2 separate regions of the Homo sapiens genome follow, and region 1 is linked to region 2. Evidence: chromatin loops called from intact Hi-C (ENCODE). Cell type or tissue: PC-9. All regions are shown on one strand.

Region 1 (8,000 bases), 360 kb after region 2:
GCGCTGAATCTGTTCTCGCCGTCTGCCTCGGTCTCTGGGGCGTCGCATCCAGGAGAAGGGTTTTAACTCCCTGCCAGATCCGCTCGGAATTAGCTCTTCTGGCGGTGCAGCAACAAGTGGCCCCGCCGCCTCCCTTGTGCACTCGGAGGGACTACATCCTCCTCCTCTCCCAGCCCCTAGTCCAAACGGGAGTAGGTAATGGCGGGGAAAGGGGGAGGTGACGAGAGCGGGGAGAAGGAAGTACATATTTTTTAATTGTGAAATTGTCTGTCTGCGTGCTGTGCTCTGGGATTCTCTTGTCTCAATCAACTTCAATTTTAACGTGGCCGTAACGTTAAGATTAAGACCTAGAAATGAAAACGTACCCACCTTTCTTATTACAAAGGTCGTTTGTTGTTGTTGTTTTTTTAAAACACCAAGTAACCCCCCCCCCCCCCCCCCACGGACTTATACTTTGTTTATGAGATTTCTCCAACCTTGGTGGTTTGGAGAAATGAGGTGGGGGAGGGGAGGACCAAGGGCAGCAAGACGTCCACTACGAAAATAAGATACTTACTAATTTAATAGGGCCGTTCCTTTTTACATAAGATGCTCCCCCACCCCCCACCAATTTACAATAGGTAAACTTTGAGCTTCCTCAAAGTTTCGCTATCTAGCGTTTATGCCCGAAGCTTTACGAATAAACTCCCTTTCCAGGTAAACCTGCCCAACCCTTGTCCTATGCCCAGCGAAGCCCAGGTACGATGGGTCAAGGACCCCTGGCTTCCACATTGTCTGAGTCACGTTCCAGTTGGAAAGGCCATCTTGGGCGAGGGACGTGTTGCCCGACTGGTCTAAATAAGGAAAGAAAGTGGAGTACCAAAGAATCAAGGGCCTCTGTTCCTCCCCATCCCGCCACCACCACCACCGGTCCCCGGGCTCTGCTGAGCGCTGCGGCGGTCTTGGCTGAAAACTGCGTCCCCGCCCAAATCGAGCGCAAAACTCCCTTGGACAGAAGTTTGAAAGAATCCAGTGTAGAAACAGACTTCTCCGTCCAATTTGGTTTTAATCAGTAATCATATAAGTATACCCACATAACCACCTAAGTGGAGAGCAGACGCCCAGATTCACGGTCCCCACGTGTTGCTGGAGTTGGCGCAGACGCGTGTGCGGGCATAGCGGCGGACGTGACACCGCATTTTCTCCGAATTCCTGCCATCTAGGGTGGTGCCGCCCCAAGAGGGGGCCGTGGGGAGGTGGGGTAATAGGCTGCGCAATCCACTTGCTCTGGGGGAGCTTAGGGTTCAGAGCAGAGCGCAACTCCGGGGGGCTGTCGCACAGCCCCATTCTCCCACACCAGAAGAGCAATGCTCCTTATGGATGATTAATAGCCGGGCTTCTCCTGACCATGCGGCGCGTCCCTGCCGGCACCACTTAGTTGTTTTAATTTGACCTTTATTAGCAACGTGCTCCCAGAGGCTGCGAGTTGGATTCGCACCACGATAACGGCCCTCTCCCCTTCCACCCGGCCGGCTTCCTGGGAAGGATCGGGGACTGCAGCTCCCGCGACGCCTCCTCCTCCTGCGCAGGGAGCAGGCCTGAGTTCCTCCACGTAATGACCTGGGAGACCTCAGGCATCCCGGGGCCTGGTCGGAGGGTCTTCGGGCCCTGGAGCTGGGCGGTGTCTGCAGTGCACCGCCGTGAGTTTCTCTCGGGTACAATGTGCTGGTGTGCAGAGAGGAGGAAAGGAAAAAAAAAAAACCCAACACCACTCTTAAGTGGCACTGGCATCTATGAAGTGGCAGTGGTCTACACTGAGCGTGCCCTTGCCTGGAGGTGTAGGGGGCGGTTACTGCAGCCGAGGGGAGGGTACTGCGGCCAAGGGCAGGGCGAGAGGACAGTCAAGGCCGGCTGGCCGCGTGGGAGCCTTTCCTCTCCGGGTTCAGCGGCCGGAATCACCAGCACTGCGGCTAAAGGGGCTGGTAGGCTCTCCTGCACCCCGCGTGCTCCTCCGCCTTCTCTGTGTCCCCCGGCTTTTCCAGGAGGAAGATGGGGTGCCCATCGCGAATGGGGCGCGCCGGGCCGCCTGGCCGGGCGGTCACGTGTCCCCCCTCCCCCGCCACTGCGGCGGGAGTTCCAATCAGAGCGCGCCAGGGGGCTCCTCCCGGGCAGGAACCACCCGGCTCGGCGGCGGAGGGTGGGCCGCCGTCACCTGACCGCCCGCCCCCGCCCCCCGCGAGTAAGGGGCGGTGGTAGCGTCTGCTCGGTTACAAATGGCCCCTCCCGCCCGGCTCGCCCGCTCGCTCGGGCTCGGCGCGGACCCGCCTGGGCGTGCTCCTCCCGCCGGCTCCAGGCGTCCCACCGCCCTGCCCGGCGCCAGCCCGCGGTCCCAGCCACTCCTGAGGGCGCGCCGGGCACCCAGCGCGTAGGCTCGCCCACGGAGGTCGACACGGAAGTCTGGACCGCCGAGGCGTGTGGCTCGTCTACCGGCAGGTGAGCGTGCACCGCGGGCGTGGGATGCTGTGGGGACAGTGCGGGGGACGTGTGGGGTCTTCGGATGCGAACGCGAGTCCGTGCGATGCCCAGGTCAAGTTTGCAGAGAGAGTCTGCGGTGTCTGTCTCCTTGGCCTCCTCTTGATGCTCCTGCGGGTTGGGGGCTCGGACCAAAGCTTCTATTTGGGGGAAGGGCTTCAGGACATTCTTGCCTTGAGATACTTGACAAAGGTTGAAAAGACACATCAGGTGGGAGCTTGTAGCTGCTGCTGATGGGGTGAGACAGGTGCAGTCGAGTGTGCACGCATATGTGTGTGGCTCCTGGGTAAGGGTCAGCTCGAGATGGGGAGAAGCCTCTGCGACGGGTCATTCTGTCCCCAAGAGCCACTTAGATTCCGGAGAGTGAAATTGAGCCGCTCTGAGGTGGTCACTAGATGTTATGGCAGCAAACCAGTGACCCCCAGTATTTCTGATATGACCCTGTAGTAGAAGGAGTGCAGATGGTTCAGTACAGAGTGTGTGAGGTTTTAAGGCACCCAGAAAAGATTCCTTTTACCTTATAACTTCTTGACAGAAATTAGTATTAAAAGTGCTGAATCATGCAAAAAGATTAGGAAAATAATTTACTTAATGTTTTGGTAAAGTTTTCCAAAGCTAATAATATCTGCATTTTTGGATCAATGCTTTAAATTTAAGATGTAGGCACTAGGTATTTAAAATCATATTTTAAGACTGTGCCCTTGGCTTTATGACTATCAGTTGCTTTTCTTTCTTTATGATTAGTTGTATCCATTCATTACTTCTTACCACTTTCACTACCCTCAAAACAAACAAAACCCCGGAAAAAAACCCAAGACATGGGATTTTTATTTTTATTTTATTTATTTATTTATTTCTGATGTGTTCATGATTGTAAAGGGAGTGGAGGTATCAGTCCTGGGAAATAAAAAAATCCTCCTCTGATGAATGCAGTGATGGCCAATTTGATCAATTTGATTTGTCATATGCCACTGAAGGGAATGTCAAGCTGATAACATGCAGACTGGAGAGAAAATGAAACAGGAGTTGCCCATTGAGGAAGACATAAGCCCTTATCCGATTGCACTCAGTGAAGGAGCTGGAGGGTAGTCCTTCCACATTGGAACCTGAGTCCTTGGTGGAGGTGCAGTTTTTGATGCAAGTTCTGAGGTCAGACACCATGTAACATAAAGATGAATTTAAAAAAAAATCAGAGTCAGGATTAGTAAAATGGGTGTGTCCAGCGACAGCCTTTGCCCATTTACTCTTGGCTGCACTGTCTGAAATGCTCAGTGGCCTGCTGACTCATAAGGGAACAAGCATGGCTTAGCAAGATTGGATTTTACTTGTAGACTCTAAAGAACTGTACTTGTTAAAAAAAAAAAAAGATTTTTGAAAAAGCATCATCGGAGACATCCATAATAGAGAAGCTAGTCTCTCTTTCTCACATCTCTTCTTCCAGGAGGTTTCTCCCTGATTCCTTGACTTGTCACCTTTATTTCAATACCTGTCATCCATGCTTGTGCAAAACACATCTGATTTGACACAAAGGTTTTAATCTGAATCTTAACATGAGAAACGGTGGGACTCTTAGCAACATGATTATTTCAAAGGTATTTTTGAAGGATACTGAAAAACTGGAATATGAACGATTAATTGAATTTTCTTTACAGCACAGACTCCCTTAACATTGCATGCAAGACCAGGGAGCCCCACCCTGTTTCTGAGCATCTGCATGAAAGACCAGGAAAGGAATTCGACAATTGCAGTGGTGCAGGGAGAGGCAGCTTCTAGGCTTGGGCATTACCTTTATTTAAATAATTACTAACAAATTTGGAGGGTAGGCTTTAATCCATAGGCAGGTCTTAAAAAGCACAGTGTTATTTCTTTTCACCTGTCAGCTTGTTAAAATGTCCATTTAACTTTGAGAGGTTGATTTTGTTAGAAAAGGGATACAGATCGAGAGCTTCCAAATTTTAAGATCCTAGGGCTAAAAGCCATAATTGATTGGAAGGACACATATTAAAGCATACAGTGAAGCCAAAAAGAGTTATTTTTGCTTCGATATTCTTAATAAAATTTTTTTTATAAAACTAAGTTTTTTAGAAAGAGGGGGGCTCCTTTTTAGGCAGTGAATGGAATAAATCAGCTTGTGCGATAGACCAGCACCTGGCATCTCAGTTTGAACAGAGATGCATAATTGGAGCAAGAAACAGATGAATGAGCTTACCTTTTACTGCTTGGTCCTTCAAACAGAACCCAGTCATTTCACATCAGATTAGAGGAAGGCCATTTCTACAACAAGACAAGGAGATTTCAAATCTTGTTTCAAATCTATGGGAAAGAAAATGTTTTGAGCTGCTCTGAAGAAAGAGGCATTATAAATTTACAGTTCATTATTATAGTTAGGTTTATCCGCATCGTCTACTGCAGATAGCGGGTCTGACCAAGAAGAAAAGAGATACAAAGACTTTTTTTCTTTCCTTTTTTTAAGACAAAATTTTCAAAAGGATCCCTACTTGGTTACCTTCCATTTTTTAAGGTAAATATATCATTTACGGAAGAGAAAATGATACGTTTTCCCTTGATGGCTAGAGTGAATTAATGCATTTTCAGACCTGAATGTCGTGACCAGTTAGCAGTATCTCAACAGTTCTTCCAGTCTAACGTGATACTCTAGGTGAAAATTGCAGGTTCTGTTCTGAACTCATAATCTTAAGCTGCTGAAACTACCTTCTGCTTTTTTCCTGTGTTTTTTTTTTTTCTTATATTATCTTTCCCCTCTTTTAAATCCACAAACTATACCTACAAATCCTAGCACCTAGAAGGCTTTGAGAGTCACCAGGAACACACAATCAGGTAAATTGTCTGTGATTGCGGGTCATTCTAAAATCAAAATAGATTTCAGCGGCGGCTTCAAGAATCAAATTGGTCAGACGTCTCTGGTGCTTTGCTCAGATGCCGGCGCCCTAGCAGCCTGCTTTCAAAGAGGGTCTTTTCCTAAGATATGCAGTGATTATTTTATGGAAATTAGCTCTACCCACTTGCACAGTTAATTGCAGTATGAGAAGGTTCCAGAACAGTACCTCCTTGAGTTCGACAGTAAATATGCACACATCATTGTATGACGAGCATTCCAGAACACCCACCTCCCAGCAAAGTAAATTTGCTGGCTGAATAAACACCTGGGCTGCTTTAGCCCACAAATGGCAACAAGTCTCATGTTTTACCACAAATGTACACTAAGCCTTTTTAGGACACTGCAGAGCCTTGTAGCATGGAAAGGGGCATCTGATGTCTGAATTCCTGTAGAGTTGGCCTCCAAGAATCTCTCTTTTTCCACTTGAGGATATCAGGTTATGAGTTTTTTTTTTTGAAGAATTTGAAGAAAATTGTTTGCTCATCCACTTATTACAGGGAATTGTAGTTAGTAATATCTTTGGCGTTAAGTATTTAAAAATTAATGATATTTTTGGGTGTGTGAGGGTTGGATTGAGGCAATAGAGAGTATCCTTTAGAAAAACCATTTGGAAATTGCTGCTCCTTTAAAATTATGTGACATTAAACACTTGTACATGCATCTCTGCAAAATTCAAGAAATGTGCTTTGGTGTGCGCATTGTGCCACATACACATGCATCCTACACAAACTGGAATTGCTATTTAGGACTGTTAAACTCTTCATTTTGAGAAGACTTAACTTGGGTAGTGGGGAGGGTTTTTATTTGTTTCTTTCCTGGTAGAAGTGGGCTCTGAATCTGTTGTGCTTAGGATCTTACTTAGTAGGTAGGACCATCAAGAAAAGACAGTGAATGAATAGTTCTTAAAAGTAGATAAAGTACATTTTTTTTTTTTTTTTTTTTTTTTTTTTTGCAGTGTGTCATCGTTTAGGTTGCTAATTTAAAAGTATTTCAGCTCTGGATTTTAGAACTAAAAATATCATGAGAAATAGTTTTCGTTCAGATGTAGCTCAAGATGCATCTCTCCCTTGTTCAAATTACTATGTATCCTCCTTGCTTCTCATGGAATTTGGAAACTATCCCAACTGCTAATGATCTAAACATTTTGGTCTTACAGGTGTTCTTTTGATCACAATGGATAGTGACTCTTCTCTTCTGCCTGAGAGTGGTTCAAAATGTAAGTTCAGTAAACTAAATAATTAAATATTAATAATTCTGAACATCTGTGCAGAGCAGTTCTTCCTATTTTTCATTCCTTCTGCCTAAGGACTCTAGCTTCATAAATAAGAATCTAGAAGGAAGTGCTATACCCTTGAGTAGGGGGTGGGGGGAGCCTAACCTAGATGAACGTTTATTCACTACCCAGCAGCATAACTTTATATGACTGCAATCACAGCCATTGATTCCTGTGCACCCCCACTGCCCCCATGTTATTTTCATGGTAATAGAATACGAACCTTTGGTGCTTGGGTAATGCTGAATTGACACTTCCCCAGATGTCATACGTTTCTGTGTGGCCCTGCCTGTTCTAATCTTCTCTTGGTTCAAGCAGATGGCTTCTGATATGTAGAAACATCCAGGCCCAGAAACAGAGGTTTTTGTTTTGTTTTGTTTTGTTTTGTTTTTGGGGTGGGGGGTGGCCCGATGAAATCCTATGGCTACTGTCAAGCTACCTTTCTTACCGAATGTACGTTAATCAAAATGCTATAACCCAGCTGATGACGTTTAGGCTGTTAGGATCTGGTACACGTAAATTATAAAATGGAAAGTGTTAAAGTGTACGGGAAGCCATTGCTGTTTCACACAGAGTTTGAATGGTTAGGGATTTTACAGATTTCCCAGGGCTGGATCCACCTTTTCCATTTGAAGGATATCAAGTACTTCCAAGTATGGCTGTTTAAAGAGTGAACTCTCAGTCTCTGAAAGGAACCTAGTGCTGATTTGGACCCCTCCCTACCTCTTTAGAAATCTCAACATGTGATTTGAGATATTTTTGAGAACTTCTTAGGCATTCGATGCATTTCATCAGTGGTCAGGCTATAGAAAGCTGATTTTTATTAGGAAAAATATCTCTTCTACCTTCTCTTATCCCTTGTTTTTCTGCCTTCCTGTCTGTGCTCCCTTTCCCAAAACATAGATTTTCATGTAATTCAGTTCACTAAATATCACTTCCATTTTTGCTTCTCTGCAGAGTTTATTGCTAGAGCTGCTGATAGACTTTTGGCGCAGATAGTATATTGATCACTTGAAATCTCATTTGAGCTTGACTGAATATACATAATGGGGTGTCAATCGGGGAAAAATCTCATAATAAATGGCAGGTGACTTATATTCATGAGAAAAAAAAAGTCTTGGGCCGCACACAAAATACCATGTTTACTGTAGCATGACAGACTGATTTTGCTCGTCTCCATCATATTCATCTGGTGGGTGTTTAATAGCAAAGGCAAGGTTAGAATACCAAGATCCTGGAAACTTTCTTTGTTTATGTGGGAAGCATTTTTGTACACTCTATACAGTATAAGCATCTTCTAGAACTACAGCCAGCAAG
Region 2 (8,000 bases):
CAACCTGAGGGAAACATTATCTTTCTTATCATGGACAGCAAAAAAAAAAAAAAAAAAAATCTGCCACTATCTTCAAGACCGTCTGCTACACAAACATCTTCCAAAAGATATTTAATAATTTGAAACAAAGGATGTCAGTGCCTTTACTCAGAAGATGGGCAGACACACAAAAGACCCATGCAGAATTATCTCCCAACAATTAGGAGTAGCCTTGCCACCATCACAACTCATGAGTTTTCCCAGCAGAAGTATACTCTACAGCCTACACAGGTAACTGAACTTCAGAGTTACACAACTTAGTAAGAGAACGATTGCTAGATTTCCTTTTTACATGTCTTTTAATAATTAAAAAAAATAAGATAGGTATAATACAAGCACTTAGTATAAAAATAAAAGACTATTAAGAGTGTAGGCAGTGAAAAGTAGGTGTCTTTCCCCGTCTCCCAACCACCCAGTCTTTCTCCCCAGAGTAAACAAGCTTATTTTAAATGTCCTGGATATATATACTACTTATATATAAATGTTACATATGATATAGATTGTTGGGGTGGTGGTATGTGTATGTATACTCATGTCTTCCCCCTACCTGAAATTCTTGTCCTACACATATCTCCACCCTCTAGAAGCAATTAATATTAAGGCAGGTGCAAAATCTAAAACAAGAAGCACTTAAGTTTCATCCAGTGCCTTTCGGAATTCTTGCATTTCTTCATTTATTCCCATCTGGTGACCATCCTGGAAGACTTAAGGATAGGTATATCATGATCCTTGCCCTCACTGAGCTCACACCTGTGTTGGGGAGTAAGGCATCTACACACATAAATATAAGATAAAGAATGATTAGCACAGGCAATCAGAGGAGGGATAAACTACTTGAAGCTAGAGGGCCTCGTGAGAGGATTGATGGCAGATGTGGTATGTGAGCTGGTCTGATGAAAGGAGATGTGGTCCTGTGGCATGTGTGAATTAGGCAGCAGGTGGGAAGTGGAATAGTCAGGCATTCCAGGAAGAAGGAAGACATGAGCAGATGTATAGAGGCAGGAAAGCATGGTGTGGACTAAGGACACAAGGAGAAGTCCATGGAGCTGGGGCAGAAGGATGATGAGGAAAGGAGGGAGGGAGGGGTCATTGATGCAAAAGGGCCTCAAATGCAATGTTACTGCCAGTTATGTCTTTCTTGGGAATATGTGCAGCAGCATGATCTTCTTTGGTCCTAATGCAAAAGAACAAGGATACTGAGCCCACATGTAACAGCCTACACATCATTTAGGACACTCATAGCCGGAATCCATCTCTTCAAGCACAGACTGCAAAACATTCAGAGCTAAATTTGAGTACCAGAACCCTCTGTGATGTCAAATGCTAATCGTCTGAACTCTGGGTCACCATGAACAACACTTCAAGTCCTCGTTCATGTATCCTAGACTTAAACAAAAATCCCTCCATCTGGCCATATAACCTATAGATGTTACACTGACTGCTATTCAAGTATTCTCTAGTAAACACAAGTTCATGGCTGAAGATGAATTGTGACTTTTATAAAGTAAATATAGTCCTTTATCTATGTGATGAAATAGACAATGGTAATGTTTTAAAGGTCTTTGACTTAATCTGACATTATAGTTTTGGTTTCTTTAGTTCGTATAATCTGGTAAGCTCTGATCTTTTTTTTTTTTTTTTCTGAGACGGAGTCTCGCTCTTTTACCAGACTGGAGTGCAGTGGTGAGATCTTGGCTCACTGCAACCTCCGCCTTCTGGGTTCAAGCAATTCTCCTGCCTTAGCCTCCCAAGTAGCTGGGACTACAGACGCGCACCCACCATGCCCAGCTAATTTTTTTGTATTTTAGTAAAGATGGGGTTTCACCTTGTTGGCCAGGATGGTCTCGATAGCCTGACCTCATGATCCACCCGCCTAGGCCTCCCAAAGTGCTGGGATTACAGGCGTAGCCACCATGCCCGGCCCAGCTCTGATATCTTCTCTTTGAGTGGTCCAATGTGTCAGACGTTAGCATTTTTATATGGTGAATTCTTATATGGTGAATCCTTAACAAACAAGTAAAAAAAACAAAAAAAAACAAAAAAAACCCAAAAAACAGAGTTGTCCTAGTGTAGGTTTCCCCGGAAGCAGACCCTGAAACAAAGATTCAAGTGCAAGCTGTTTATTTGAAGGGAGAGCCTAGGAGACATAGGTAGGGGAGTGAAGAAGAGAGATGGAAAGGAAGGCAGCCAGTGAAGGGTATGTTGTCAAGAAGGCTGCTGCTGTGGTTGACTCCAGCAACCAGCATAGGAGACACCTGCACATCAGTGTCAGTGAGGGAGCTGGTTGAGGACTGCTGGCCAAGGGAGGTTAATTTTTCTGGCACTTCTGGTGGCCATTTCTGTGAGTAGCAAGGACTCCTGCCACCAGAACAGCCCTCAGGTAAGGAGATGCACACACTGGCAGTTGACATCAGGTTAGCTGGAGAGTCCAGGGAGGATAACAGGGGGCCTCTGGCAGCATCTGCTACAAAGGTCATTTCAGGGCCGAGAGAGTCTTTTGGCTCATATTTCACATTCACAAGTTTTAAGTTGAAACACCATCTCTGAGGGTACAGAAGTAGTTACAGAGCTATACAGAGAGGATTGAAAGAAGACATCCTTCAAAACAACTTTAAACTTGTGTCTCATTAACAGACCACAGTAGTAATAATTATACACAATGAATTTAATATTTCTCACAAATCCTTTATCTTGTAATTTGTACAATATATTGTCATATATTTTTGTGTTTAATAGACGTTCTTTGTTAAATGTGGATGTTGAAAGTATCTAGCATTTAAATTTGTTGTAAACCTGAATTGATATTTCTTTATTTTTTAAAATATATTGGGAGTCTCAAAAACTGAAAAACACCTGGTCTCTGTCACCACTAAAAAGGCCCCATTTAGCCTGGTGCAGTGGCTCAGGCCTATAATCCCAGCACTTTGGGAGGCCAAGGCGAGTGGATCCTTGAGCCCTGGAATTCAAAACCAGCCTGGGCAAAATGATGAGACTCTGTCTCCACAAATAAATAAATAAAAGTTAGCCAGGCAGACGTGGTGGTGCATGCCTGCAGTCCCCGCTAGCAGGAAGGCTGTGGTGGGAGGATCAATTGAGCCTGGGAGGTGGAAGCTGAAGTGAGCTGTGTTTGCACCACTGCACTCCAGCCTGGGTGACAGAGTGAGACCCTGTCTCAAAAAAACAAACAAAAAGCTGGGTGCGGTGGCTCACACCTGTAATTCCAGCACTTTGGGAGGCCAAGGTGGGCAGATCACCTGAGGTCAGGAGTTCAAGACCAGCCTGGCCAACATGGTGAAACCCGGTCTCTACTAAAAATACAAAAATTAGCTGGGCTTGGGGGCGCATGCCTGTAATCCCAGCCACTCGGGAGATTGAGGCAAGAGGATCACTTGAACCTGGGAAGCGGAGGCTGCAAATGAGCCGAGATGGCGCCACTGCACTCCAGCCTGGGCAACAGAGCGAGACTCCATCTCAAAACAAACAAACAAACAAACAAACAAACGCCCCAATTAAAAACAATAGCATCACGGAGAATTAGGACCAAAATTTAGAAGAAGAATAAAACAGCCCAAGAGACAGCGTCAGGGCATTTTTTTTTTTCACCTACTAGATAAAGAAGCAGTAGGGCAGTGCACATCGTTCCTGTGCAGAGCTATTTCTTCTTGAGCTTCACAGCACTTTGTGTACAGAAATGAAGAATGATGCCCAGAAACTCCACTTTGTAGAACTAAGCAGATTGAGCCAGTTGATCCAGGAACCTCTCTCAAATCTTGCTTTTTATCTTTTGTCTTAAAGAAAACAAATTATGAGGCAAAAAGTAACCATTGTTGGAGGATAAATCAGAAAGTTGTCATTTTCCCTTTTAGAACTAGTGGGATTTACTACCTGTTCTGAATACAGTATAAGAATATAATGGGCAGCAATGAATGAGTAATCATAAAAATATCCAAAGCAGAATTCCATCGAGTTTTAAAAATTGTTTCCTTCATAAAGCATAAAGGAAATGTGCATATTTATCTTCAAATACAAGCAGATTAAATTGAGATACGTCGTTTAATTGAACTATAAGTTAAAAATTCTTAATGAGATCATCTTGTGAAAACCTAAACTCTACATTATTCCTCCTGAAAATCTGCCTTCTCCAGACAGAAATGTATAAATGGTCATTGACTAACCAGGCTATAAACTGCTCATTTGTAAGGATAACCTTCGAACTTGCATTACAATTGAAGAGATGAATAATTTTCACAAGTAAGAAATAGATATTTTTGTTGAAATTATGCAATTTATATTAATCCTCTTGATCACAATTTACAAAAAGTTAAGAAGAGAAGCTTTTTTGAGATGTTTTTATGGTGTTAATAAAAATAATACAAATTGGAAATTTTGTATTATAATTACCCCTATTAAAGCATGTGTCATTTCACTGGGATTTTTAGTCTTCAGAATCAAGCAATAAATGCATATAATGTTGGCTATTCAGTCTGCTCAATGGGATATAGATGGGATATTGTGACAAATCTTTTTTCTACCTATTTGTGAAAAATGAAATGTTTAGTAAGTATTTTTTAAAGGGTAAAAATACTTTAACTCACAAGTAGCCAGAGAGCAGCTAGAGGTTTGTGAAACGGTGGTCAAGGGCCTGATTCCCAGCACTCACTGGGTAGGAAGTTACACACCTGCTGTACAGCGAGACAAGTCGTTGCCACAGGAGTTTGCAGTTGCACCACAGCGCCATCAAGTGAAGGGGTGAGAAAGGTGACTCTCAACAATTATTAATACTCAAGGTAGGTACCACTCCTGTTGAACATATTGCTCCCAGATATAGCAGCCTAAAAACCACAGAGTCATTATGTCACTCAGTTTCTGACAGGAATGTGGGAGTGGCTTAGCTGAGTGGTTCTGGCTCAGAATTGATCCTGAGGTTGTGGTCAAGATGTCACCTGCAGTCATCTGAAGGCTTGACTCAGGCTGGAGGGTCTGCCTCTAAGGTGGCTCCCTCACATGACTGCAGGCAGTCTCAGTTCCCCACCAGATAGATCTCTCCACCAGGCTGCTCACCCGTCCTCAGGACATGGCATGGGCTTCCTGCAGAGGGAGGGCTCAGAGAGAGAGAGCGAGCAAGCAGGAAGCTGTAATACCTGGGAATCACCTACTCTCCAAAGTCACACACCATCATTTCTGTGTTGTTCTAGTTGTTAGAAGCACATCACTAGGTCCAGCCCACATTCCAGGGGAGAGGAATTAGCCTTCATCTTTTGAAAGGGGCGTCAAAGAATTTCACATTTTAAGTCATCGCAGTGCAGCCAGCCCAGAGATCAGATGACTCAGCCAGTTTGCCCTCACTAGATCTAGAGGGCTCCCGTCCACACCCTTGCTAGGTGTTTACAGTGCATTTCTAGCACTAATGTTTAAGACATAGATCCAAATGCCACACAACTAAAATAAGTTGAAGAATCAATTTGTGATGAAAATACAGACAATTCTGGCTGGGTGCAGTGGCTCACGCCTGTAATCCCAGCACTCTGGGAGGCCGAGGTGGGCGGATCACGAGGTCAGGAGATTGAGACCATCCTGGCCAACATAGTGAAACTCCGTCTCTACTAAAATACAAAAATTAGCTGGGCGTGGTGGTGCATGCCTGTAATCCCAGCTCTGTAATCCCAGCTACTCAGGAGGCTGAGGCAGGAGAATCCCTTGAACCAGGGAGTCGGAGGTTGCAGTGAGCTGAGATCGCACCACAGCACTCCAGCCTGGCGACAGAGTAAGACTCCATCTCAGAAAAAAAAAAAAAAGAAAGAAAGAAAAAGAAAATGTAGACAATTCTGCCTTTTTAGAAAGTAGGACCTGGCACAATAGTATACTTTCAGATATGAGCCTGTTTGGATGGCACCCCAGTTCATTCAGAGAATGTCTCCAGCATTATTTTGTCTTAGCACAACCAGCTGAACTCACTGGAGTGTCGCTAGCCTAAGCAAGCCTAGTCCTGAGAGTCGGGGTTGCAGAAGATGTATGTTAGGGTGAAAGTGGGGTGGTAAAGGAAGAGGACACAGAGTAGGTCTGAAAACAGTGTTCTGGACAATCATTCCAAAATGAACCACTCTACAAAGCTTTACTTGAAGGATTGATATTTAAACACATCAGTCATTAGATGTCTTTATATTTAATGGGTTTCAATTTCACAAGACCTCTCATTGCTGGTTGTGTGCTTTGAGGGAACAGGGAAGAAAAGGTTAAAAAATATACCCCCAGCTTATAATGTGGAAAGAGTTTACTTGAAGCTGCACCACTCAACCAAGTCCATTCTGTTGTTTCTAAACCAACAAAAAGCATGGTGAAGAGAAGGCATCTGGTGGATATTGGCTGAATTTTTTTAAAAACAACTGGCTAGCAGGGCAAAGCATCAACCCTGGCCAGTGGAGAACTTGCCATCTTTGCCTGGCACTACTTCATTCCACTCCTCCCTGACCCCAGTCAGCAGGTACTCCTTCCTCCCAGGCCTTTGCACAGGAATCATGCAAACTGGAACCCATCCCATGCACTAAAAAGATTCTGGAAGTTTCATTTCTAATGTTCCTATTTTCTCACCATGTAGCAAAAAAGCAGAAGAGCACACACTCCCAAATAAAATGGTGAATTCTTTTACTAGCAGTATTCTACTGAACAGAACTCTTTTAAAATGCATTTTTCCATTGCCACATTACAGTGATAATTAATATTCATAATAATGACCTTGAAGGTCTCTCAGAGTCTGAGGAACCTAATGAATAATTAAGAGAATGAAATGGTTTTCAATAAGATTTCATGCTTAGTGCTTTTTGTATTCTAATACTTTTGATAGATTGTCATGGTTGATTGTCTAATTCCCCAGTCATGCGAGTAAACAGAGAATTTAATGTGTTTCAAGGGGACTTCCATGGTAAGTTATTTGCAAGCATATTAAACCAAAATCTGAAGTGCATTAAAAATCCTCAGCCAACGCTAGCATACACGCAGGCTGCCACATGAATTGCAGCTATAGGGAGCTATGGCTAGCTGGAACCACTCAGAATCCATCCTTTTCCTTCTAGATAGAAAAAGAAAATAATTATTGGAACTAAGGATAATTATACATAAAATTATATACCAAAATATTGTTCTTATAGTTGAGGATTCATTTGTTGCTCTTATTCATTGTCATATGTTTAAAGAATTTGACACAAGATTGATATCAAAAAATTATCTGGATTGGGGGTTCCTTTCCTATTCCTGGTGCCACTTCATGCTGTAATAAACTCTCACTCTTGTTTCTTTCTTGTTACCCCTGTTATGGTAGACATATCACTCTACTTGGAGAAAATTCCAAATCACTGTTTACAGTAGAAGAAAAATCCAATACCTATATTCGGCAGTTGAAAGACCAAGATCCCAAAAGGTGATATGACTTATACAAAGCTACATAGCAAGTTAGTTATAGAGCCCAATGAGAACCTGTGTTTCCCAACTCCCAAGCAAAGGCCTTTGTGCAACATCCATTGCCACACCAAAGCCAATAACTGCTAATGAAAGTTCTCCACCCATTGCAGCCACGGAAACTGAAAAAACTACTGAGAAATGTTATTTCAACAAATGCATTTGACTTATAAGGTTGAAGTACCATATATTCTATTGAAAATGTCTGAATTGAAAGGATTTAAGTCACTTTAAGCAGAAAATTAGAGCACACATGGCACTGTCTATTTTTAGGATCTCTGAGTCTCAGGCACAGGCATTTTAGTAATTTAGATCTTTACATGAGTGCTCCTCCAAGTTTTGTTTCATCTTCAGAATGGAGGCCATGTCATCAAGCGAGTGTGGGAAGCTTGAGCTCATTCTACAGGAGGTTATGCCAGGTGCAGGAAAAGGGATTGCTTGGTGTAATAATTAGATCCTTACCACCTACCCACCCACCCACATACAGACATACACAGATACACACACAC

What was found. Hi-C counts contacts between places; a loop is a spot of excess contacts. Peaks named below come from ENCODE experiments on the same cell type or tissue, not always from the same donor. Only the 100,000 strongest peaks of a DNase experiment are listed, where the experiment ranks them.
Region 1: it touches region 2 in a loop (3-fold over the local background); 3 of 110 quality-filtered maps call a loop at or near these places.

The regions. Positions count from the first base shown.
Region 1 is chr3:43,997,056-44,005,055 of GRCh38, forward strand. It overlaps LOC124909489 (a long non-coding RNA gene), which reads left to right and starts at 2,277. Exons shown (of 5, transcript XR_007096256.1): 1 at 2,277-2,472; 2 at 6,567-6,626. RefSeq lists an enhancer at 1,484-1,543 and a silencer at 2,004-2,533. In PC-9, no CTCF peak of the experiment used is centred here; DNase peaks (open chromatin) are centred at 196, 1,896, 2,196, 3,746 and 1 weaker place; H3K4me3 peaks cover 4,514 bases; H3K27ac peaks cover 4,329 bases.
Region 2 is chr3:43,633,957-43,641,956 of GRCh38, forward strand. It overlaps a transcript of ANO10 not described here. Among named protein-coding and RNA genes, the nearest start is that of ANO10, 16 kb to the left of the region's middle. In PC-9, a CTCF peak has its summit at 4,774; DNase peaks (open chromatin) are centred at 4,905 and 5,295; H3K4me3 peaks cover 694 bases; H3K27ac peaks cover 2,097 bases.